2 separate regions of the Homo sapiens genome follow, and region 1 is linked to region 2. Evidence: read pairs that join two places in POLR2A ChIA-PET (ENCODE). Cell type or tissue: HepG2. All regions are shown on one strand. Links, peaks and the distances in the headings refer to the core of each region. The heading gives the core; the rest is flanking DNA. Region 1 overlaps FOXP1 (forkhead box P1). Region 2 overlaps FOXP1 (forkhead box P1).

Region 1 (12,265 bases), core at 2,090-10,089, 210 kb after region 2:
CTGGGTACTGTGGCTCACGCCTGTAATCCCAGCACTTTGGGAGGTCAAGATGGGCAGATCACCTGAGGTCAGGAGTTTGAGACCAGACTGACCAACATGGCGAAACCCCCTGTGCACTAAAAATACAAAAAAATTAGCCAGGCATAGTGGCATGCACCTGTAGTCCAGCTACTTGGGAGGCTGAGGCACGAGAATGGCTTGAACCTGGCAGAGGTTGCAGTGAGCTGAGATGTGCCATTGCAGTCCAGCCTGGGGGAAAGAGCGAGAGTCCGTCTCAATTAAAAAAAAAATCATATTTGGATCATTTTAGCTCTGACTTCAGATTAGGGCAGGCATCTTAAATGAAATGATTTCCAGGAACATTACTTAGTGCTAAGATCATAGGAAAATAATTTAACAAATACAGAACTAGACACATTCTATACTGCATATATCAACTAACTAGTTTATAAGCCTTGGTGTCCCAAGATTCATTTGTAATTGAATCAAAGAAAATATTTGGGGATACAGGGAAGCAACTTATTTTTCATTTTATAAAATATACCAAAAAAGGCTGGGTGTGGTGGCTCACGCCTGTAATCCCAGCACTTTGGGAGGCCAAGGCAGGCAGATCTCAAAGTCAGGAGATCGAGATCATACTGGCCAACATGGTGAAACCATGTCTCTACTAAAAATACAAAAATTCGCTGGGTGTGGTGGTGCACACCTGTAGTCCCAGCTACTCGGGAGGCTGAGGCAGGAAGATTGCTTGAACCCAGAAGGCAGAGGTTGCAGTGAGCCAAGACTGTGCCACTGAACTCCAGCCTCAGTGACAGAGAGAGAATCTGTCTCAAATATATATACACACACACACACACACACACACACACACACACACACACACACACATATATATACCAAAAAGATCAAAACCTGGTTTCCTAACTGAATTGAAAAGATGCCTTTAGCTTTGTGGGCCACTATCCCTTGTCCAGTTCTAACTGCCTTTTTCTCAACATGAACATATGTTTCCCTTAAAATTACTTCTTTTTTCCTACCCTGGTGTTATGCAAGATCCCTGCTTATTTTGGCGATGAAAACAAAATAAGAAGAGCCACCCAGAGTTCTCCATTCCAAAGAGAAGAGCTTCCCAAGAAAAGCAAAGTTTTGCTGTTGTATTTCCTTTCAGCACTGCTGAGAGCAGGCGGCATTCTTCAGTGCAGAAATTCAGTGCAGATGGGGGAGCTGGTCCTGAAATACCTATTAGAACCATGAACAGCAGGTGCGGGCAGGGACTACCGATAGGCTATAGGTTTGAAATCAATAAAGTTTTTGTAAAAAAAAAAAAAAAAAAAAAAAAAAAGAGGAGTGAGGTGGTTAAGTAGGCCCAATATGCAATGAGACAAAGTGCTTTTCAAGCACAAAATATAAGGAAAGGAGAGGCTTGGTATTTCAGAGAGAGCCGAAGAAAAACTAAACTCTCAGACTGAGAAGGCAAAGTTTGACTTTATTTCTATGATCAAAATCCTCACAAAAATGGCCATAGGTCTAGGTGAAAGCTTTAAAAATTTGGGAGGGGCTAGCATGCTTATGTAAGAAAAACAAAGAGCAGCTTGCATATAGGATATTGGTTTCAATGAGGGAAGGCGAATGCCAAGAACAGTCTAAGAATTAAGCACTCACATAATAGATCACTGTGAGCAAAGCTCTCCTGCAGATGTTGGAGTTGGTGATCTAAGCCTCACACTTGGAAAGGTTGTGTGACTGGAGCCATGATATATAAAGTAAGACCCAAGCGCCAAAGTTTTGATTTAGCCAAGCAAACGTGGCTGTTTTTGTTGGGTGGAAGAGGCATTTTTTTCACTGAGCAAAGAATTACGGTAAACATCTGCTAACCATGACCACAGAAGAGGTGGTTGTTTTCATCCAAGGTTATTTTAAAGGAATAAATTTAATTAATACAACCACACAGTAATAGTATAGTATCCAACCTTATAATAAGTCTGCTTGCTTCTATCCACAGACCTATTCACTAAGGAAGCACCTAATCGAGAAAGTTTCCTAATGTTGCCTTTATGGCTTCTTGAGGACCACGGATGCGGGGTAAGACTTTTCCATCTCAAGGGATGCTTGAAAACCCAAGCAGACTTCAGTTCTTATCTCATTCCTTAGGCAGTTTTTTTTCCAGAGGGTTCTCTTGCTCTATTAGCAAGACTTTATATAATACACATATTATTTAGGCAACTAAAGCCCCATTAAAAAAAATTAATGAGGCCGAGGCGGGTGGATCATGAGGTCAAGAGATAGAGACTATCCTGGCTAACATGGTGAAACCCGTCTCTACTAAAATTACAAAAATTAGCTGGGCGTGGTGGCACGCACCTGCCTCAGGGAGGCTGAGGCAGGAGAATCACTTGAACCCGGGACATGGAGGTTGCAGTTAGCCAAGATCGCACCACCATTGCACTCCAGCCTGGCAACAGAGCAAGACTCCATCTCAAAAAAATTAATGTTCTAATGGGTTGAAAGCTTTACCTCACATATAAATGTCCCAGACCGCATCTTTCTCTCAAACTGCTCCTTTGAAAGTAACTATAAGAATTAATAGAATCCAGAATGGTTTGGGTTTTAAAAAATTCCTTATTTGGTTCTTTCTTTAAGAAGGAATGGGGTGGTAGGGAAGCTAGTAGGAAGCTGAATTATTCAGGCTGACTGTCATTCAGATCCGTCAAATTACAGCTCAAAACATCACTTTACCTTTGAACAACCAGCCATACCTGCTCCAAAATGAAAGTCACCCATAATTATTATTAAATGTTCCTAATTAAGATAAAATAATCAAATTCATAAAAACCTCCACTTCCATTCTGACTTAAACAAACTTCTGCCTCTACCATCAATATCAGCAGAGCCAGAGCCTTCTAGATTTAGAAAAGCTGGTTTTGCATAAACTACATGCTAGCACTGAATAAAACTGAAGAACTAAGGTTTACTATTTCTGGCCTAGGGTCATGTCAATATCATCAATCAACAAGATACTGAGTTTGCTGAATGTAAAGAACAGAGTCGGCTGGGGGAGGTGGTTCATGCCTGTAATCCCAGCACTTTGGGAAGCCGAGGTGGGTGGATCACCTGAGGTCGGGGGTTCGAGACCAGCCTGACCAACATAGAGAAACCCCGTCTCTACTAAAAATACAAAATTAGCCAGGCGTGGTGACCCATGCCTGTAATTCCAGCTACTCGGAGGGCTGAGGCAAGAGAATCGCTTGAACATGGGAGGCGGAGGTTGCAGTGAGCAGAGATCGTGCCACCGAACTCCGGCTCAGCAACAAGAGCAAAACTCTGTCTCACAAAAAAAAAAAACAGAGTTGTCCCTCATTATACACAGGGATACAGTCCAAGAGCCCCGGTGGATGCCCAAAACCATGATTAGTACTGAACCCTATACATATGATGTGTATTCCTATACATGTACACCTATGAAAAAGTTTAATTTATAAATTAGGCACAGTAAGAGATTAATGATAACAAATAACATAGGACAATTTTAACAATACTGTAATAGAAGTTATGTGAATGTGGTCTCTCTCTCTCTAACTATTTTCTTGTACTGTACTCACTTATTTTCAGACCATCATTGACTGCTGGTAACTGAAATCACAGAAAGTGAAACCATGGATAAGGGGAAACTACTGTATTTTCTCTCTTTGATTTATCTATTTCCCGTAGAACTAGAACACAGCAATTCATAAAGGCCAGACTTCAGTAAGCTTATTGAAAGAATAAATACTAAATTCATGAACTCCATTTATTCCAACAGTTGTAATATCAAACAGGGTCCCAGATGTTGGACCAGGCTAAGAGCAGCTTAGAAGCTTGGAGTGGGAGGCTGTTGGTGTTTCATCTTTTCCACCCACTAGTCTTCAACAAATACCTATTAAACACCTCCCAGGTGCCAGTTGCTGTGTTCAGTGTGTGTGTGTGTGCGTGTGTGTGTGTGTGTGTGTGTGTGTGCGTGCGCGCGCGCACGCATATGCATGTGTGTATAAGTCACACATGCAGGTGTGTATGTGTGTGCACACGCATATGCATGTGTGTATAAGTCACACATGCAGGTGTGTGTGTCGAGCAGAGGAGGGAGTAAAGGGGGAGGTGCTATCATTTGAATGTTATTGATACTAGACAGAATCTTGAGGGGTAATTAACACAGGTTTTAGGATTCACCAAGTCTGGAAAATTACTCTGTGTTTGTCTGTTCACCTTCCACAATGCTAACTGTTATGTGTGCTAAGAAAGTAAAGAAGGTAGGCAGAGATGAACATGGAAGAAGCAAGCAAGTTTTTGATACCCCAACTTCCCTTAAGTGATGATGAACCATTAGACAAGAGACCGGACTACAGAGGCCGCAGTCTATTTAATAACCATCAATGCCTTCAGCTATAAAACAAAGCCAGCCTAATGTAGCCCACTAATTCTGCCCCAACACAGTCAAGTTTCACTTCTATAAGTAACTCCAACATCAGAGGCCACTGTGGTCAGAATTGGAATATAACCATGTGCCACTACACTAAATTATGCTTAAATAAAAATGCAATGCATCCATCATATTTGTATAATCAAGGTATTAAATCAGCTATAATTTCCAAGCCTTAAAAGAAAATTCCAAGATTTTATGTATATTCCTAGTGAAAGATAATGTGATGAATGCCACAATAAAAAAATAACTTAGCAGGAGGAAATAATTTTTATCCTTTTTAAATTTTCCTTATGAAATGCATCATTTTAACATAACGCACTTCAACAGTTACCCATAAATGTAAATTTGTTTTGATAAAATGAAGAGCCTTTTAATCCAAATTGCACAGTGATGCTTCTACACTGATCTGTTATAACTTAGTAATCAGAGTTAACAGACTGCCTAATTAACCAAGTCATCATTTGCCAAGATCCAAATATGGGATGAATTGTGGGCCAAGGAGAAAATATGATGGACATGAAAATTATTAATTCAGGGAAGCATTAAAAGCATGTGAAATTAAAGTTTTTTGCTAAATCTCACCATCTTTAATATCTTTAATTTTTAAGGTGTAAGTAACATGCAAAAATAAAAAAAAAAATTCCATCCAGGGCACATGGAAAAACATTTATATCAAGTAGCTAAATGGACATAACTAAATGTTAAGCTTTTGACAACCAATGAGGTATAAAAATCATAGATACCCTTTGATAACAAGTAATATTGACAGAGGGCTTACCAGGTGATAGAACCATATTTGGTGTTTCACATGCTCCAGATGTTTATTCTCTATATCCCTAACCCTTCAGGAGGTACTATTTTTATCCTCAGGTACCAGATGAGAAAACTGAGGTTCAAAATATTCCTTTGCCCCTAAGAATGTATGAATAAACAAATAATATCCGATCCTTTCAAAATTATTAGGAAAGTGGTTGTTAAAATTCTGTAATTTAACTCACTGAAGTTTTTCCCAAGAAGGTTTCATCCATTCACTTATTACGTATTTATTAAGAAACAGGAGATGGGGGTGACTTGGAAGATGTCAGATGGCTCACCTGTACAAAAATGTTTCATCATCAGGATATTATTCCCACCACTTACATTCTTTATGTGACCTAAAAGACATATGCATTTTGACTGGGCTAAGCTACTTTATAAGCCAATTTTCCTGGGTCATTCAAAAGCAAGTCTGAATGTTAATATAGGGTTTAATCCTACTAAGTCCACCAAAAAGACCGTCTTTCCCTTGGCTACTTGGCAACTCCTGTTGATCCTCTGAGGCATCATTCCTGCTATGAGGCCCTCCAATCTCCCTTCTCCAATCCCCTCCCCAATCAAAACGCACAATACACCAGTATTCTTGTAGCTTCTCTATCACCATATTATAACTGACTTTTCTGTCTACCTTGCACATGTAAGTATGTTAAAAGCAAGCATCTTGCCTTAGGACGACAAACTGTGGCAGATGGTAGGTGGATGGTTGAAGAGAAGAATGAATAGAAGGAAGGCAGGAAATGAATGAACTCTAGACTCCTCGAGGACAGAGGCATGGTAGCATTTCTGAGGCACAGCCCACTCTCAAGGTAGGAAATGTCATTGAAGATGTCAAGCATTAGGCAGACAACTTTCTGGGAAAACTCCCATAGATGACATTCAGTTGTGGGTTAGCTGAACCATATGATATTTAAAGGTTCCTTCCACCCTGTAATTCTATGTATTTGCTGTGTATCAAGTATAGTACCCGACGTGGTACATAAACATAGTTCACTTTCCCAGAGTTCTGTCTCCTTCTGAAACCAGCACTCTTTTCACCTACTTCCCATTGTTTTGTGTAGGTCAAAGGCCATCCATGCCTTTAGAGATGGACACATGACCCATCCTAGGCCAAGCAGGACCTCCCACCACCCCCAACTCACTCCTGCTCCAGCTCCAGTAAGTGTTTCACCGAAAGGCATGTGGCACACACCAGACCAATCACAGAAGCAGGAAGATCCAGATTCCATGACAGCTGCTAGAACTCTTAAGAAAAGATCTTTTCTGCTGGAGTTGCTACAAAAACAGACTCATGAAAGGTTATCCTGCCACAAACAGGGAATCGCCTCCGTGAATGAATCCAACAGGGAGCACAGCACAGCCAGAAGACTGCCACCAAGACTTAATGGCATGATCGGAACCTCCTGCTCCAGATTTCCCTGGAGCTAGTTCCACAATCTGACTTTTCAACATTATGAGCCAATTAATTCCCCTTTATGACTAAGCTGGTCACTCAGAACCAACAAGACCTAAAATATGGTGAGCTCAGTATTTTAAGGCACCGACACTTTAGAAGTGGGCTGTCTGCTCTTTGTGTTAACAAGGCAATATGAACACTTCAAACCTTTTAAGTCAAAATTGCTTATTTGTGGTCTCTTGAAACTGGCATTTATACATTTCTTCAAGCCTAATATTTTACTAATATTTGAAGGTCAAAGTCCTTGGCATACAGCTTATAAACCTATAATTCTACTGACTAAGTAACCAAAGGTCTTCTACTCTGTTAGCCAATGTTACCTTTCAGTACCCCAGATTCACCCTGGTAAATAAAAAGCCTTCCAGGTGAATGTTTCCAAGAACTAAAAGAACATTCTGAACTTGCTTGCTGGGAAAATGCCCAGGTACGGGACCAAAGCTTTGGGAGGGAGACCCTCTCACTTTTCACACAGGTGATTGAGCAGAACAAATCAATTATTAGGTGGTCAGAGGCTAATATGAAGTAAAATGAGGGCTAGAGAGATGAGGTTAATTAGAAAAATGTCCCAGAGAAAAATGACTCAAAGATCTAGAGAAAATGTCTTAACAGGCACATCCAACTGGAGATAGAAGAATGGCAATTAAGTGGTTGTCCTTGTTCCTAATCAAATTGCGACACACTTTTATTTCCCATAGCTCTTGTGTTAGCAAAAAGAAAGCATTTGAAGAAGTCTAGTAAGATCAAGCAGGGCCTATTAGATAGCATTGAAGTATAACAGCTCCACATGCAGTCCTAGAGTGAAAAGTTTATGTGAAAACAAAATAATGCCTGCAAGTCGATAACCCCAAGAATATGTGTGCGTGAGGAAGACTGCATGGCATAGTGATTAAGAACCAGGGTACGGCTGGGTGTGGTCACTCATGCCTGTAATCTCAGCACTTTGGGAGGCTGAAGGGGGTGGATCACCTGAGGTCAGGAGTTCGAGACCAGCCTGGCCAACATGGCAAAATCCTGTCTCTACCAAAAATACAAAAATTAGCCAGGCATGGTGGCATGCATCTTAGTCCCAGCTACTTGGGAGGCTGAGGCAGGAGAATCGCTGGAACCAGGGAGGTGGAGGTTGCAGTGAGCCGAGACTGCACCACTGCACTCCAACTTCAGCCTGGGCAACAGAGCGAGACTCCATCTCAAAAAAAAAAAAAAAAAAAAAAACACAACAGGCTACGAGGGGAAGGAATTTCTAGGTCCAGATCCTACTTTGCTCCATATAAGCAGAGGGCTCTGGGTGAGTCATTTAACTCACTATTCTTCAGCTTCCTCACCTGTAAAATGAATTTTTAGAATGATGATTACTTCACAGAGTTACTATGAGTTAATAAATATCAAAGGCTTAGAATCATGTCTGGCATACAGACAGTAAAGGTAGCTATTATAGGGTAGACCTTTCAAAAGCTAGAATGTTTCTCTTAAAAAACTGCTGTTTATTGAGATTTTTTAGGGTTAGATTTTTCATGAGTTTAGAAAATTCTACTTCCACCTCTCCCTACTTTTTAAGCATGCAGAATATTGGTGACAGCACGAAATGCAAGTTCTTCTAGGTACATACATACAGATAAACCTAAGAAGGTCTAAGCACCAATTATTCTAGGAGTAGAATCCCAAAGAAACTGCCAGGTTTAGGAAGTGAGTCAGGAGTGGGAGACTATTTTGTGTCACCATTAATGACTGGGGACAGATGTGGACAAAGACAGGACACAGGCTCTCCTGGTTGGAATACCCAGGGCAAAACCTTTACTGATCCCCTGGGAAAGCTGGCATTAAAAAATTCAGCCCTAGAGCATCTTAGCCAGAGTCACCTGGCACTGAGAGACTGCTGAACCAAATTGGACTCAGACGATGCAGCAAAATTTCAAAGCATTAAAGTAAAAACCCTCAGAAAGCTCCTAATCTTCCCCGCTGCTCCTCAGGCACCAGGGTATTGAGAAGAGGGCAGCACAAGGGCTGATCTAGGCCCTCAAGCATCCCGCGTAAACTGCCTGATCAAGTCTCATATTACACGGATCTGTTTCCCCTTTCACGAATTATTATTTTAGTTTCTGAAGTGATATTTGGAGACAGGGGTGTTATATATTTTTAGAGATGCAAAAAATCTGGGTGTTAGCCACTCTGAGGGTTATCATGAGTCTAACCAATGTTTTTTTTTCTGATTTATTCACTTACTTTGACTGAAACTTACTGGATTTCATCTTTTCCTTTCCTAAAAGGATATTAGTAACCACGTTTGATGCCTTAAACTATATTTTAATCATGTCCTTTTATTGTTAAGTTGCAAGAGTACAAGTTATGAATTAATAAAAGAAATGGCTATTTTAATTTCCTAGATAACCCTAGTTACTCCATAAGTCGTGTAAATAAGAGTATATGATTTCATAGATTTCATTCTTGTCCGCTAGAAAGTCATGTGATACAGAGTGAGACAGGTCCCTCTCTCTGCTTCAGCTTTTACATAAAAAATTCACAATGAACAACAAATGTCAACCACTGACATGGTGGAACAATATAGCAAAAATAATAGATCATCTTCTTCAAGCAGGTGGAAGAAATTGGTGTTAATAATGAAAGACATTTATATCTAACTCCTTTCAGACTATACAGACTTTGGTTTTCTATCAAAAGAGAAGTGATGTGAATTTTCAGGACCGACACATCAAGTATATTTTTTTAAAAAAAGAGAAGAGAATTGGGCTGGGCGCGGTGGTTCACGCCTGTAATCCCAGCACTTTGGGAGGCTGAGATGAGCGGATCACAAGATCAGGAGTTCAAAACCAGCCTAGCCAGCAAGGTGAAACCCCGTCTGTATTAAAAATACAAAAAAAAAAAAAAAATACTAGGGAGGCTGAGGCAGGAGAATCGCTTGAACCCAGGAGCGGAGGTTATGGTGAGCTGAGATTGCGCCACTGCGCTCCAGCCTGGGTGACAGAGCGAGACTCCGTCTCCAGAAAAAAAAAAAGAGAGAGAGAAGAGAATTTAAGGAAATTTAAGATGCCCTCTATTGCAAGGCAGGAGATCAAACCAGCTCTGATTAACTTAAAGGCAAAACATATCCCCAGCAAGAAGGCGTACAGACACTGCAGCACCCCAAACTCTCAATTTCCATGGTTTTCTGGATGTGGGTCAGGCTCCAGACACTGAGCCATTGCAGCGCTTGAGGTTTCTAGCATGTGCTACCTGAGACAGGTCATGAGCATCCAACAGTCAACGTGTCAACAACAAATATAAAACAGACTATCTCACTGCTTGCTTATTTTGTACTTTTTGAAGTTAATTCAGCACATGAAACATGAGCAAATATAATCGGGAATCAAGGTTCTTTGCCATCTTTGCCACCTCTAAAATGAACATCAGAAGAAAGCAGAAGATGAGTTTTATCAGTGGAGGTCCCCAAAGCCTTTGCTGATACCCTTAAATCAACAGCACTGTTATTCTGTTCCAGACGTTGTGCAAAGTGCTTTATACGTACCATCTAATTTAATCCTCGCAATAGCTCAGTGGCTAGGTAATGCTATTACCCCTGCCCCAGGCAAGTAAACTGAGTCTTAGAGAGAGAAAATAATTTGTCCAAAAAAAGAGCCACTGAATGAGAGTGTTGGGGTTTGAGCTTGGATCCCAATGTCCTTAATCAATTTGTACCACCCACAATATCCTTCAGGCTCAAGTGGCAAATGATTCTGTCTTCATGGGGAAGATAATGTATAACCCCTTCCGGATGGGACACGCAGAGTATGCAGTACATAGTGGGAACTTTCCAGAGAAAACCCAAGGGCAGTATTTTATTCCTACAATAAAGGTGATGTGTGTAGCTTTGTTCCTTCTCTTTCTCCCTCAACCAGATACAGTCCTCTTAGGTGCCATAAAAATACAGAAATTCACAGGGAAATCCCCAGACTCTGACTGATTCAACAAATACCGACTGCATGCATACCTACCATATGTTAGGCACTGCTAGCCATGGAGAAGCCACACTGAATACGACCTACTTCTTGCTTATTACCTGATAAACAGGTGAATTCATGAAGGGACAGGGCTGTAACATATGGAACAAACAAGAGGTTTGGATCAAGAAAAATAATAAAGGGGCTGTCCCCTTTCACGTAGGTGGTCAGCAAAGGCATGTTTAAGGGGTTGATTTTTGAACTGAACACTAAGGGATGAGAAGGAGTGAGTCCTGGGAGGCATGGAAGGTATCCCGTAATTCAGAGGCAAGGGAGATTTTATGACATCTGAGAAGAGTAATGGGGTTTAAATAAAATATTGGAAACCACGCGGCAAAAGCTCGAAGTTTCCAAGAGTCTTTTGAACACGCCAGATCTTCAAGCCACTATCTCCACACAGTGAACATGATGGAAGCAAAGCCTATGTCAGGCAGACCCCTGATAAGTACTACTATAGGCTGGGGTCTGTTGCCCCAAAACCATCAGTTCTGTGATATGGTGTCAATGTTAATGAATTATCACTGCAGGTTTGTTATTATAGGTGGTGTGACTCTTACCCGTCTCACCTAACAGGGCTCAAAAACTCAAGAGACAGCCAGGGTCACGTGGTTGGCACTGTTTTTCAATCTGGGTACAAGTCACCAACTGGGTCATCCATGAGTACTGCTGACATTCTTTGCCACGGACCTGTGGCAGCTTCTGTGTGCAGATGACACAGTCCTTTGAGGGCCATTCCCAAGAGGATCTGTGGGGGACTAGGACCTGCTTTGCCGAGTCAGCACAGAGGCAGGGATGGAGGATGAGGTGGCAGAAGATCGACATCATGTAACATCAGCCTGCACGAGCGAAACCCTACAGTTTCAGATTATCATCAGCAATACCAACTTGAAAGCAGTTAGTGAATTCTGCTTGCGAGGCAGGACCATTGTCTGACTAAGTCAAAAAAAAAAAAAAAAAAAAAGGAATAAAAAAAGAACTGTATGCTTCTCAGGGGAAATCCTCAAAACAGGATCCAGAGACCTAAGCTCTGCTAACAGGGCTACAGCAGCTGTATACATAGCTGCACGTGTCCTTGCAGATGTGCAGCAGGACAAGCTCCCAAGGCTGTACTTGCATTTACAAGGGAATACCAGGTGAGGAGCAATGGACTGCGAAACATGCGTCATCTATCAGTAAAACAACGACCAGTGAACCAGCAACAGGATGGTACAAGCTTGTCAGAGACAGAGATTTCCACTGTATCACCTGGGGTGCCTAGTACAATGCTGGCATTTATGATGTACCAGGATCCGTGCTAAGCTCTTTACAAGCATCACCTCTCTAACTCTTCAGAGTGAGCTGGCTTCTATTTTTATCCCCTTTTCCAGATAAGGAGGCCGTGGCACAGAAAGGTTAAGTAACTTGCCTAGGGTTGTTCAGCCAGGAAGTGGAAAAGGTGGAATCTGAGTCTAAGCCAATCTAACTTCAAAGCAGACACTCTTAACCATGCTGCTATCCTGTATCCACAGGAGGCATCCAAGGAGTTTCTGCGAATGCATCCATTACCCT
Region 2 (12,265 bases), core at 1,404-9,403:
GTTATTGAAAGAAAATTGTGTTTATTACTCCTTTAGCATAGTGTAAACTCATAAACGTCAACAGAGAGTACAAGGAAAACTGTCAACTAAATATTGTTTCCTTCATGAGCTGTTCTTCCAAGTCAATTACGCCTTTCAACTTCTGGGGCATTGTATGATAAACTGGCAGTAAAAATCATTCACATTAATATACCATGGTGCCTTGCCTGCAAAAGGTAATTAAAGAAGTAAATGACTCATAAGAATAGACATATTAGCTGCAAAATGAAAGGCAACTGAGCTGCCACATAAAAATATGTACCATTAAGATACTGCATTTTCATATTCCTGTAATCAGCTTCAGTAGACTAATGCTTATTTAATCCAGTTCTGTGCTAAGTCCATCAACAACTGTTTTTTGCTGTTTTCTCCTTGACTGAACATTATGAGAGCAGGTTTAGAATAAACACTGCAGTGAGATTTTTGCATACGCAATTGAAGAACAGGTTTTTACATTTTAAAATCTATTTTTCTTTCTCTGAGAAATACAACAAAAAAAAAAGATTACTGGTGGAAAAAAGTATATATGTACATGGCTATCTAGACATGTCCCTTTAAATGGCAGAACATTTCAGTGAAATATTTGTTTCCATATTCACTATTTCTGACCTGTACCACTATCAGCATAAGGATGTCATGCCTCCACTTGCCAGATCTCAGCTTCCTTTATGAAGCACTCCCTTTTGTTAATAATGTCTTCCATTAGCATTAGCAGGATGAGGGCAATTTATCCTTTGGCAGGGATGGAAAGAGAAGGCAAGATATGAGGAGGGGGTTAGTGTAGTGGGTGGTGGGAGAGTATCTCAGACACGCCTAGCGGCCTCTGAGTTCTTTTCCTTCCAGGGTGTTAGCTACCTGACTGGATAAACCTTCTCAAAGAGAAGTGAATTGACCCTCAAAATAACTGCTCTATTTTCCAATCTCTGGCTTTCAAACTGACACTTTGCTCTCTTCTCCATATCCCTTTATATTTCAGCACATCCTTGCCAGCCCAGCCAAGGCACAGCAAAACATCCTCGCCAGCCCAGCCAAGGCACAGCAAAACATCCTCCATACGGTCTGAGATTTTTCACTTCACTTGCTCACTTCTCTGCTGCGGGAAGCTTAATCTTAACCAGTGAGATGGGTCCACCATTTGTACTATTAATATTTTGGGGAACATTAGATGCATGAGGTTTCCTGGAGGCTGGAGAAATGCCTGTTCTGATTGTGGAAATCAGGGCTCTTTGTTGATAACTGATGCAGCCTAAAGCTTTTGTGGCTCCAGTTTGGGAGTTTTAGCTTTCAAAGCTCATGCAGCTCCTCCGATGTCCAATGCCAGCAGTGAAAATCAGCCTAAGGTATCTGGTCTTCTATCATGTTTGTCAACAATTCGCCCACCTTCAATAACATCCGAATGCATCTGGATGGTGCCCACTAACCTACCAAAAAATCCAAAAGATAATTCTATTTATTTATTTATTTATTATTATTTTTTTTTTTTGGTGCAAGACCATGGGCTTTCAATAAAGGTAAAGTTCTAGATTTCTATACAAGTTGTGCCTTCTCCCCTTCCCTCCTCCTGTGAATACAGAAATCTCTTTGACTTTAAAACTGATGAGCACCCACCAGCCAGGCCCTCAAGGACAGTGCAGGATGTGAGAACGGCCTTACAAGGACCCTCCAAGATATATTTATCTTTTCACAGTTCTTGGAACTGTGGAGAGCCTCTCAGATTTAGGCTGGATCTCTCCTTGTAATGTATTATTGCCTGAGTGTTTGAGCAGACACCACAAGGAACCACAACTAATGAGCTCTAGTCCTTTTTCTAATTAAGGAACAAAGGTTCCTGTGTGCGCAGAATGGTGACGCTGTCTGGAGAACACACGTGGAGGAAGAAGCGAATGCTTCTAATTGCCTCAAAATGGGATTTTTAATATTTAGGAACGTAATGGGATCGGGAAATAAGAACACTTCCAACATCCTTTATAAATAAGCCTTTACAAAATATTGTTAGCTGTTAATAATACATCATTATCAAAAATGGAAAGTCATGAATACAGTGCATGTAACCTTTGTATTCACGTGAATTAACCTATATGTACGAATACAATGATACATGAATTAGTTTTTAAAAATACATTAAAAAAAATAAAAGGCCCTCCTCTGAAAAAGAAAGGCGAGAAGGCAGCTCCTCTGAGCCTGATATTCCTCAGACCTTAGCAGATTAGGATTCAAACATGTAATTAAGAAAGATAACCCCAGTTTTTATAGTAATTAGGGGCTGTGGGAAATAGGATACTATCTCTCAAAAGTGATACAAATATACCACACTTCTAAATAACCTGCAATGCTTGGAAAGTATACTCACTACCAAGGGCAAAGCTGCTATGCAGTGAGGGAACAGTAAATGACAGACTGGCGTTCAAGTCCATTAGCTGCTATGTGATAGGAGCACATTCACTGGCACGCGACCTGTGAAAAATCTTAGATCTCTTTAAATCTTTGAATTGGATTACTGCATTAATTCTTAAGAACTGCAATCCTTCAACCAAGTCAAATTACCCTCATTAACAGTGGAAAAACTGCCTCTGCAATAAGTTAAAAAAAAAAAAGATATTTATTACCTATAATCACTTACACATACTTCACCTAGAAATATGATGAACGGATGCCAACAACTCTGAAAACGGCATCCTGGTTTCGCATGTTAATTTGGGTTAAAATAAAAATACAAATGCAAGTATCTGCATGCTATTTAAAATTTGTTTCACATCTACAGGAAATTTTCTTTTATGATTACAATCCTGAGATAAGTAAATAGCTCCATTTTACAGGAGGGGAAATTGGGGCATACATAGAGATACGGAGCCAGTTGTCTAAGCTTTCCCGGGCTAATTGGGGTAACGCAGAATCTCCTGGTCCTCTGTTCTGGGCTCACACTGTCTGAATTAAATCAGAAATTCAGACTCATAATGGCACTGTAATACAATGCACTGACTTCTCTAAATCAAACTCAGTGAATTAAAAGGGAGGCAAAATAAATGAGAAGATAGGAATGCAGCTTTAGGTATAGAAATGATAACCACAGTAAATACTACAACAGAAGCTGCCTCAATTCTTCCATCACCACATTTGCTATTAGTGTTTAACCTGCCTTGAACATTCATTGAATGTAGAGTGATTAAAAAAAAAAAAAGAAACGTTAATTGATCTACTCTGCCCTTGTTACTCCCTAAAATAGTCTCATCTGAAATGTGATGACAGCTTGACCGACTTTGAACAACTTTGGATACTTTATGGGAAATGAACTCTTTCAAGCCCCACTGACTTCTGTTCCTCGGCTCTATGGATGTCACTGCTTTGGTTCTATTACTTCCCAGCACAAGCCAGGGCAGGAGAGTCCTCATCCCAAGGAAGCCAACCAAGTGGAGACAGGGCTGGGCACAGGCAAGCCAGTCTGCATTTACTGAAACAGACTCTTTCGCTATTATGTGTTAAGGAATGGGAAAAGGTGAACAGGTAGAAGTTGCTTTCCGGACTGGATATGAATCAATACTTCTAGGCAGCCACAATAAAATGCTAACTGGAGTTCATAATAAAACCCAGGGGCACTACAAGGTTCCTAAGTGCCTCTGAATTTAAAAAAAGACAAATTGTGTTCACGGTGGTTGTATGCAGAACGTGTTTATTTCAGTCTAAAGATTTTAAACAAAGTAGTCCTCACTTAATATATGATAATAAAAATCTGTTACATAGAATATCTTCTCCATTGATCCTAAAATCTACTGTAACTTTTTTTAAGGTTGAGTACTCCTTATCCAAAATGATTGGGATCAATGATTTCAGATTTTTTAGGATCTTGGAATATCTGCATACACATGGTAAGATATCTTAGAGATGGGACCCAAGTCTCAGCATGACATCCATTTATGTTTCATATACACCTTATACACAAAGCCTGAAGACAATCTGATACAAGACTTTTGATAATTTGGGGCAAGAAACAAAGATTTGATCGCATTTATGACTGAGACCCATCACATGAGGTCAGGTGTGGAATTTTTCGCTTGTGGTATCATGGTGGCACTCAAGAAGTCTCAGATTTTGAAGTACTTCTGGTTTTGGATTTTCCTGTTAGGGATTTCAACCTGCAACTTCCAAAAGCTCTGTTGTTAAGATGAGCATTTCAATTCCACACCAGATTTGCAGTCATAGTTAAAATAATATAGTCTAATAATTGTGAAAACAGCATTTATCAATCTCACTTTATGTCAGGCATTTGTATTCGCTATCCTTCCAATGACTTTTCAAGGTGGGAATTATCATGCCTATTTTACAGGGAAGGAAAACAAAGCTCAGAGTGGTTGACTATCTTGCCCAATGTCACACAGCTTCTAAGTAGGTATCCAAATACTGTGACTGTCTGGAGGTGAAGCTTAAGGGAAAATCAGAGAGAGGAACTTTTCGAAAGAGGACTTTGAGAAAGGAGAGGCATCTGTCTTGGGATGTTAAAAAAATGTGTCAAGAAGCCAGGCATGGGGCAACCGTAGTCCTAGCTATTCAGGAGGCCAAGGTGGGAGGATCTCTTGAGCTCAGAAGTTTGAGGCCAGCACAGGCAACATAGTAAGACTTGGTCTCCAAGAAAAAAAAAAAAAATTGCCAAGAAACTGTGATCCAGGCTGGGCGTGGTGGTTCATGCCTGTAATCCCAGCACTCTGGGAGGCCAAGGTGGGTGGATCACGAGGTCAAGAGATAGAGACCATCCTGGCTAACTCGATGAAACCCCATCTTTACTAAAATTACAAAAAATTAGCCAGGCGTGGTGGCAGGCGCCTGTAGTTCCAGCTACTAGGGAGGCTGAGGCAGGACAATCAGTTGAACCCGGAAGGTGGAGGTTGCAGTGAGCCAAGATGGCACCACCGCATTCCAGCCTGGTGACAGAGCAAGACTCTGTCTCAAAAAAAAAAAAAAAAAAAAGAAACTGTGATCCAAACATCAGACTGTCCATGACTTGAAAAACTCATCACACGCCTCCTTTCCAGTGACACTGCATGTTTTCAAGGACGACACAAAAATCATTCTTCTTTGGCTCTACCATTTGTAGAGTCCCCTCCCCCACTTTTAAGAGCTTTGTGACTGTCAATCAGGTGCTTTTCAAACAATAAACGCTTAAGCAGTGACCTCATGATTAACTCGGTTTCACTACTCAGGCAACCTTTCAAAACAAATGTTAAAGTTAACCGTTCTACAGGCACCAGAACATTAGCTTCTATTTACACACCAATTAAACACATAATTTTTGGTGACTACTTTGTACTAAGCACAGTCTAGGCACTGGGCCTAGGAGGGAGAACAAGACAGACCTGGCCCTTCCCTTTCTGATACTACAGTCTAGCAGGAGATAGAGTAAGACATCAGCAATCAACAAATCCAGAAATAATTAGAGCCACTGTGAAGGAAGCCTCAGCCTTCATTAAAAAAAAGAAAAACTTAACTTCTCATTTTTAACCTACTCTAGATAAGTCCATCAAGGAATTCATCCACGAAGAGGTGACATTTAATTGGAAACCCACAAGTAAAGAAGAAATCAAATAGCCAAGGAGCAGAAAGAAGGTTCAAGAAGATGGAGCACAGAGGCTGAAAAGAAAGCATGAAACAGTGCTTAAGAAATTAACTTATTGAATCGTTAGTGAAACAGAATTGTGTTGTTCAACTAATCCTATGTCTACTTCATTCTTCTTCAACCCTTTTAAGGTAAACAGAAGTACACAGATTACAAATATGCTTTCAATCAAATGACTTAATAAATACAAAATGTGTCATGTTGACAAACAAAAAAAAAAACCTGTAAAAACATTAAGGAATTGATATAATTACCACAGAAAACAAATACCTTGGAGGTGGCCCTTGGTCCTGTCAATGTGTACCATTTTTAAGGTTGTAATGTCATGTGGTTGGCAGAATTCTCAGGTGACCCTTACATTCCTATGCCTGGTATAACACACCCCTTCCCAGAGAGTCAATCGTGCACTAATCCAGGTGCTATGTGAAGGGGTTTTGTGGATGTAATTAAGGTCCCAAATCAGCTGACTTGAAGAAAGGGAGATTATCTGAGTGGGCCTGATGGAATCACATGAACCCTTTCAATTGGAGTTTAGAGCCCAGAGATAGAGGAAGTCAGATTCTGAAGCACAAGAAAGACTGATGTGCCCCTACTGGCTTCACGATGGAAGAGACCATATGGCAAGAAATGTGGGTAGACTCTAGATGCTGAGAGCAGCTGCAGGCTGACAGCCAGCAAGGAAGCAGGGACCTCAGTCCTACAGCCAGAAGGAAATGGATTCTACCAACATCCTGGATGAGCTTAGGAGCAGATTCTTTCCCGGAGCCTCTTGACGAGGAATCAGTGCAGCTTCCACTTGCCTCCCTATTCTCTGAGGAGAGACTCCATTAACAGTGCACCTGGGCTTCTGACCTACAGAACTATGAGCTAATTTGTGGCAATTTGTTATGCAACAACAAAAAACTAACACACGCAGAAAAAGAGATGAAATCACACTGCTTGCATCTAAAGTTTATAAAAGAGTTTCTCTTAATGAGTAAGAACTCAGATGGGAGGGAGGTGGGAAGAGAGATAAGGGGGCAGGAAAGAAAGGGCAGGGCAGGGCAGGGCAGGGCAGGGCTTGCATACTGGTCCCACAAGGAACGACATGGTGACCCAGGGGAGCAATCGCTTCTCCTCTCTGGGCCTCACTTTCCTCATCTGCAAAAAGTTGGCAATAACAATGGGTGGTGGTGAGGGACGTCTTGGGAAAACACTAAGTGAAAACAGTTTGAAAGTTGAAAAGCACAATCCAAGTTATTTTATATTCTTTCCTGGACCATTTTCATTTTTAGCTTCCTTTTCTAATTATTTTGATTACTTATTCTAATAATGATCAGGACACAAATACGGAATTGTCCTTGGCTAGAAAAGAGAAGAAGCATTTTAAGCTATTGTGGATCTTCTTGGCAGACCATGCAAGGGATGTGGGGATACCTCCCTGGGAAAAAGTGAAAGGAGGTCAGCATGAGGTCCCTGGTGAGGAAAACCCTGTCTCTCATCTTCCTTCCCCTCTTTGTTGCACAGTCTTCTGGAAGATGAAGCCAGAGGCCTGCATTTGAATCCTAGCTTCACTCCTGACCTTAGGCAGTGATCGAACCACACTGCACCACAGTTTCCTCATATGTAAAATGGAAATAATAATGACACCACCTCCTAAGGCTGTTGTGAGGAGTAAGTCATTTAAAATACATAAATTAGGCTGGGCACAGTGGCTCACATATGTAATTCCAGTGCTTTGGGAGGCTGAGATGGGAGGATCGCTTGAGCCCAGGAGTTAGAGGCCACCCTGGGCAACATTGCAAGACCCCATCTCTACAAAAAATAAAATAAAATGCATAAAGTACATGTTAAGAGAGTGTCCAGCACTTCATAAGCACCATGTAAGTGTTACGACGATTACTTTTACCACTGCTATGAATAGGAGCTGATTTTTATTTTCCAGAAAATCTGTTGTCCCTCCAAGGGAATTTGGAAGATGGGGCTAAGTAAATATATAAAAATATGTTTATAATACGGCTTTTACTAATGACTTTTCACGTCGCACTATAAAACCCATCTAACCTCTGATGAAAAAGAAAACCCTTCTATACTCATGATTTTTGCCACATAATTTTACTTTTACATGAATAGGAAAAAAAAAAGTATACAAGTCTTAAAACTTTGGCTTACTGCTTTTTAAGAAGTAGTTTGGGCAAAACCAGCAAAGACGATTCCCCTGCTAAAAGAGCCATGAAAGGTAAGAAATTTCAGCAAGAGGGTCAGAGATAAAAGCACTCAGAAAAAGAAGGCAAAAGTAAAACCAGACAAAGGCTGAGTCCACCTCCGGAGCAGAGACCTCTCATCCTCACTAGTGTATGTACTGAACTCTCTGTGGCCTCTTTCTCAGGGCTGGAGAATGAGCAGTGGAATCAGCTCTTCCCAAACCTACAACCCAGCATGCAAGGCAGCCAAAGAACCAGGCAATGAGAGTGGTGCCCTGGGAACCCTGACAGGAGCAAGAAATGTCCAAGACTGGGTGTTGTTCAGAGGTCCCAGTGCGTGTGCTAGAGTCTCCACACCTGAGCTGTAAAGAAAGCATCTCATTCGGCAGGTAAGATGGGTTGGCAGAAAAGTGGGCAGGAGAGGTTCTTGGGCAAAAGGCTGAGCGTGATTGTGCCCTGCTAGAAAATAAAAATGACCACAAGTGTTCGGGACCTGACAGAACGGGCGAGGAGGCTGAGAAGGAACTGGATGAATCACAAGAGATAGGCTGGGCTGTGTAGAGCATGTGCAGCAGTTTGGACTGACACATTGATTTTTGGCAGGGGGGTACAGAGTATGAGTCTCCTCACATGCATGGATGTGTATAATCACCAGCACAGTCGGGATACAGAAGGCCTCCACCACCCCCCAAACTCCCTTGTGCCAACCTGTTGTAATCACACCCTCCTCACCACCCCTGGCCCCGGGCAACCACTGATGGAGTCTCTATCACTGTTTTGTCTTTTCTGAAATGGCATATAAATGGAATCATATAGTGTGTAATCTTTGGAGATTGGCTTTTTTTGACTTAATACCTCTGAGACCATTCTAAGCTGTGGGTCTGTTAAGAGTTCATCCCTTATTCTTGCAGAGTAGGATTCCATTGTACGGAGGTGCCACAGTCTGCTTACGCACATGCCCAGTGAAGCATGTCCAGGTTGTTTCCAGCTTGGGGCAACTATAAATACAGCTTCCACAAACCTTAGCCTATAGGTTTTTGTGTGAACATACGTCCTCACTTCTCTTCAATACATATACAAGAGTATGAGTAACTGTATGTTTATTTTTATTTATTTATTTTTTTTAAAGAAACTGCCCAGGCTGGGCGTGGTGGCTCACACCTGTAATCCCAGGACTTTGGGAGGTCAAGGCAGGTGGATCACCTGAGGTCAGGAGTTAGAGACCAGCCTGGCCAACATAGTGAAGCCCTGTCTCTACTAATAACACAAAAATTAGCTGGGCGTGGTGGCACATGCCTGTAATCCCAGCTACTAGGGAGGCTGAGGCTGAGGCAGAAGAATCGCTTGAACCGGAGGGCAGAGGTTGCAATGAGCTGAGATCGTACCACTGCACTCCAGCCTGGGTGAAAGAGCGAGACTCCATCTCAAAAAAACAAAAACAAAACAAAACAAAAAAAACTGCCCAGCTGTTTTCCAAGGTGGCAGCATCACTTTATATTCCCACCGGCAATGCATGAGAGTTCACTTGCTCCACATCTTCACCCTCACTTAGAATTACCAGTAATTATTTTAGCCATTTTCATAGGTGTATAGTGGTATCGCATCCTATTTTTTTCCCTTTCCCTATAATTTTAAGTTGCATTTCCCTAATGTCTAATGATGTGGAATGACTTTTCATGTGCTTATTTTTGGTCAAGTCTCTTGCCTCTTTTTAAACTGAGTATGTTTGTTTTGTATTATAGAGTTTGGAAGGTTCTTTATATATTCTGTACACGAGTCCCTTGCTGGAGAAATGATTTTAAAACATTTTCTTACAGTCAGTAGCTTGTCTTTAATCAGGGATTGTATCTGCACTTTTGAAAGTTCTTTTACACTATGCTATGGAGAAAAGACAGAAAGGATGTTGGATAGCAGCAACTTACTAGGAAATGAAAAATGCAACCCGGAAGCTGTGGATGGGCCCAGCGTCTTGAGTGCACAGAGAGGGAACAAACAGGATGCTGTCATGGCACAGGGAAGACTGGGAGAAGCAGTCCCTTCAGGGTGATGCTTTTAATGCTGTGACTAATGATGCCACGTAAAGGTGATGTCTTCCCGTCCTCTGTTTTTAGTGCTGCTGAACCATCCCAGGTAATAAATCAAAGAAGCCAGGGTGGCTATTTGTATGGCAAGATAAGGAAAATTAATTTCAATGCCCAAACATGGACCTCCTTATATTAAAAAATGACTTAGCAATACCAGTCCTTTTCATGAGAATGTCTTGGAAAGCCAGCACTTGGAAAACACACACACAGGGCCAATCCACCCTCTGTATTTTCAAGGGAAATACTGTTGTCTCCTGAGATTGGGGGAAGTTAAGGGGGAAGAATACATTATACAATGAAGAGCAAAAAAATAAAAAATAAAAAATAAAAATCTGATTGAACAAAAAATGTTTGTGGACCTTCACAAAAGAGAGGATTATAATAATAAATTGCATGTAGCAGTCACACACTCACTTCTTTTAAAAACCTTCACTATACTTTACAAACTACTCTAATTGTCTCATTGTCTCCGAAATTCAGATACTTTTGAGTTTAAAACGTGTAAAAATATCAACACTAGGACTGTGAACGAGAGCATAACTAACAATAGTGAGACTCTGAGGCAGCAACATGGCTAGAACATAGAATTAATATCTTGGCTGAAACACTAAGCGGAAGACAAAGTGCAAGGAAAGCCTGGAGACTCCTCCTAGTCCCCAGGGGCTGTGCCCTCCTCCCGGCTCTGAGCACAGCGCGGGGAACAATGTTAAGCCATCCATCACCAGCGAGCGCTGCTCTACTTGCTGGCGCCCAGTGAGCAAGGTTACCACCTGTCCAGCTTGCCTTTGAATGGTCCCCCACACAAAGCCCCTCGTGCTCCAAGTTCAAACTAGCATTTACTCTGGATGCCTAAATTACCTGGCGTTTCAGCCAGCATCTGTGCCCTACCTCTAACTTGGAGAAGTCTTAGTTTAACCTTGGATCTACTGACTATATTCTGGGTCTGCACCAAGTAGGCACAATTTTCCTACACAACCCTCTCTTTGCTTCCCTTCTTGCCCCCTATAATCTCTTCCCTGCATAGCAGCCAGAGGAATCTTTTGAAAATGCACATCAGGTCATTTTGTTGCAAAAGATTTTGTGCTCAGGATCAAAGCCACATTCCAAAGCCTGCCTTTCAAAGATGGGGTCTTGTCCACACCTTCCTGTCTACCTTCATCTCATATCACCTTTACAACTGCCATGGTCTTGCTGCTCCAGCCATCTTCATGATCCCCTTCCCTCTCAGGGCTGTTCTTCCGCCATACACACTATTACTTATATCTCAACACAGCTGGAACCCGAAGATGTTAGCTGATCTTATCACCTCAGAGGTAACATCCTCTCCACCATTAATGCCCCCCATCATTCTGTTCCACTGTCCTCTCAGCAATTCCACCATCTAAAAATATTATGCTTATTGATTTACAAATAAGTGTGAAATTTATCTCTCTCTACTGGATTGAAAACTGCCCTGAAAATTTTCTAGTCAGGTTCATCTCTGTCTACAACAATGGCTAAATCAATGTCTTGGTTATATCAACAACCAAATGAATAAATGATCATACCAAGGTAGGGAGGTGCTTCCAAGATCCTAGCCTTATCGGCATTTATTTTTAAAATAGTAAAAAAAAAATTCTCGTCATCTCAGAAGTGGGAATGCATTTTCAAATGTAATTACGAAAAATTTAGGAACCATAAAGAAAACACTTGATAAATAGAATTATGTTAAAACTGAATATGTCTAAAACAGCATAGCAAAGACAAAAGATCGCCAAAACACTAGAGAAATATTTGCGTGTCAGAACCTAGAAAGAAATTATAATTTTTATGGTTCATAAAAATCGCATAAATCAATATGGAAATAAATAAAATCCAATAGAAAATTAGCCAGATAATATGAAAATACAAATGTCGGCCAGGCACGGTGGCTCACGCCTGTAATCCCAGCACTTTGGGAGGCCGAGGCAGGCAGATCACCTGAGGTCAGGAGTTCGAGACCAGCCTGGCCAACATGGCGAAACCTTGTCTCTATTAAAAGTACAAAAATTAGCCGGGCATGGTGACAGGCACCTGTAATCCCAGATACTCAGGAGGCTGAGGCAAGAGAATCACTTGAACCCGGGAGGCGGAGGTTGCAGTGAGCAGAGATCATGCCATTCATTGCACTCCAGCCTGGGCAACAGAACGAGACTCGGTCTCAAAAATAAAAAAAAAACTAATAATAACAACAACAAAAAGTCTCAAACATTTTTAAAAGGTTATTCAATCTCACTCTTAAAGAAAACTTGCATTTGTTTTACTGATTTGTTTTTATTACATTTTTTCTCATTTATTTTTGAGTCTCATACCCAAGAATAAGCATAGGCCCCTGA

The links. Peaks named below come from ENCODE experiments on the same cell type or tissue, not always from the same donor. Only the 100,000 strongest peaks of a DNase experiment are listed, where the experiment ranks them.
Region 1: POLR2A ChIA-PET joins it to region 2 with 7 read pairs; 3 of 35 experiments call an interaction of 5 or more read pairs at or near these places.

What each region holds. Positions count from the first base shown.
Region 1 is chr3:71,344,557-71,356,821 of GRCh38, forward strand. All of the region lies in intron 4 of FOXP1 (forkhead box P1), which reads right to left. It overlaps LOC124906248 (a long non-coding RNA gene), which reads left to right. Exons shown (of 4, transcript XR_007095957.1): 2 at 2,003-2,082; 3 at 5,943-6,078; 4 at 6,331-6,420. Among named protein-coding and RNA genes, the nearest start is that of FOXP1-AS1, 61 kb to the left of the region's middle. In HepG2, for the core only: no CTCF peak of the experiment used is centred there; no DNase peak of the experiment used is centred there.
Region 2 is chr3:71,136,289-71,148,553 of GRCh38, forward strand. The region is part of intron 6 of FOXP1 (forkhead box P1); the gene reads right to left. Among named protein-coding and RNA genes, the nearest start is that of FOXP1-AS1, 150 kb to the right of the region's middle. RefSeq lists an enhancer at 8,200-8,699. In HepG2, for the core only: no CTCF peak of the experiment used is centred there; a DNase peak (open chromatin) is centred at 5,133.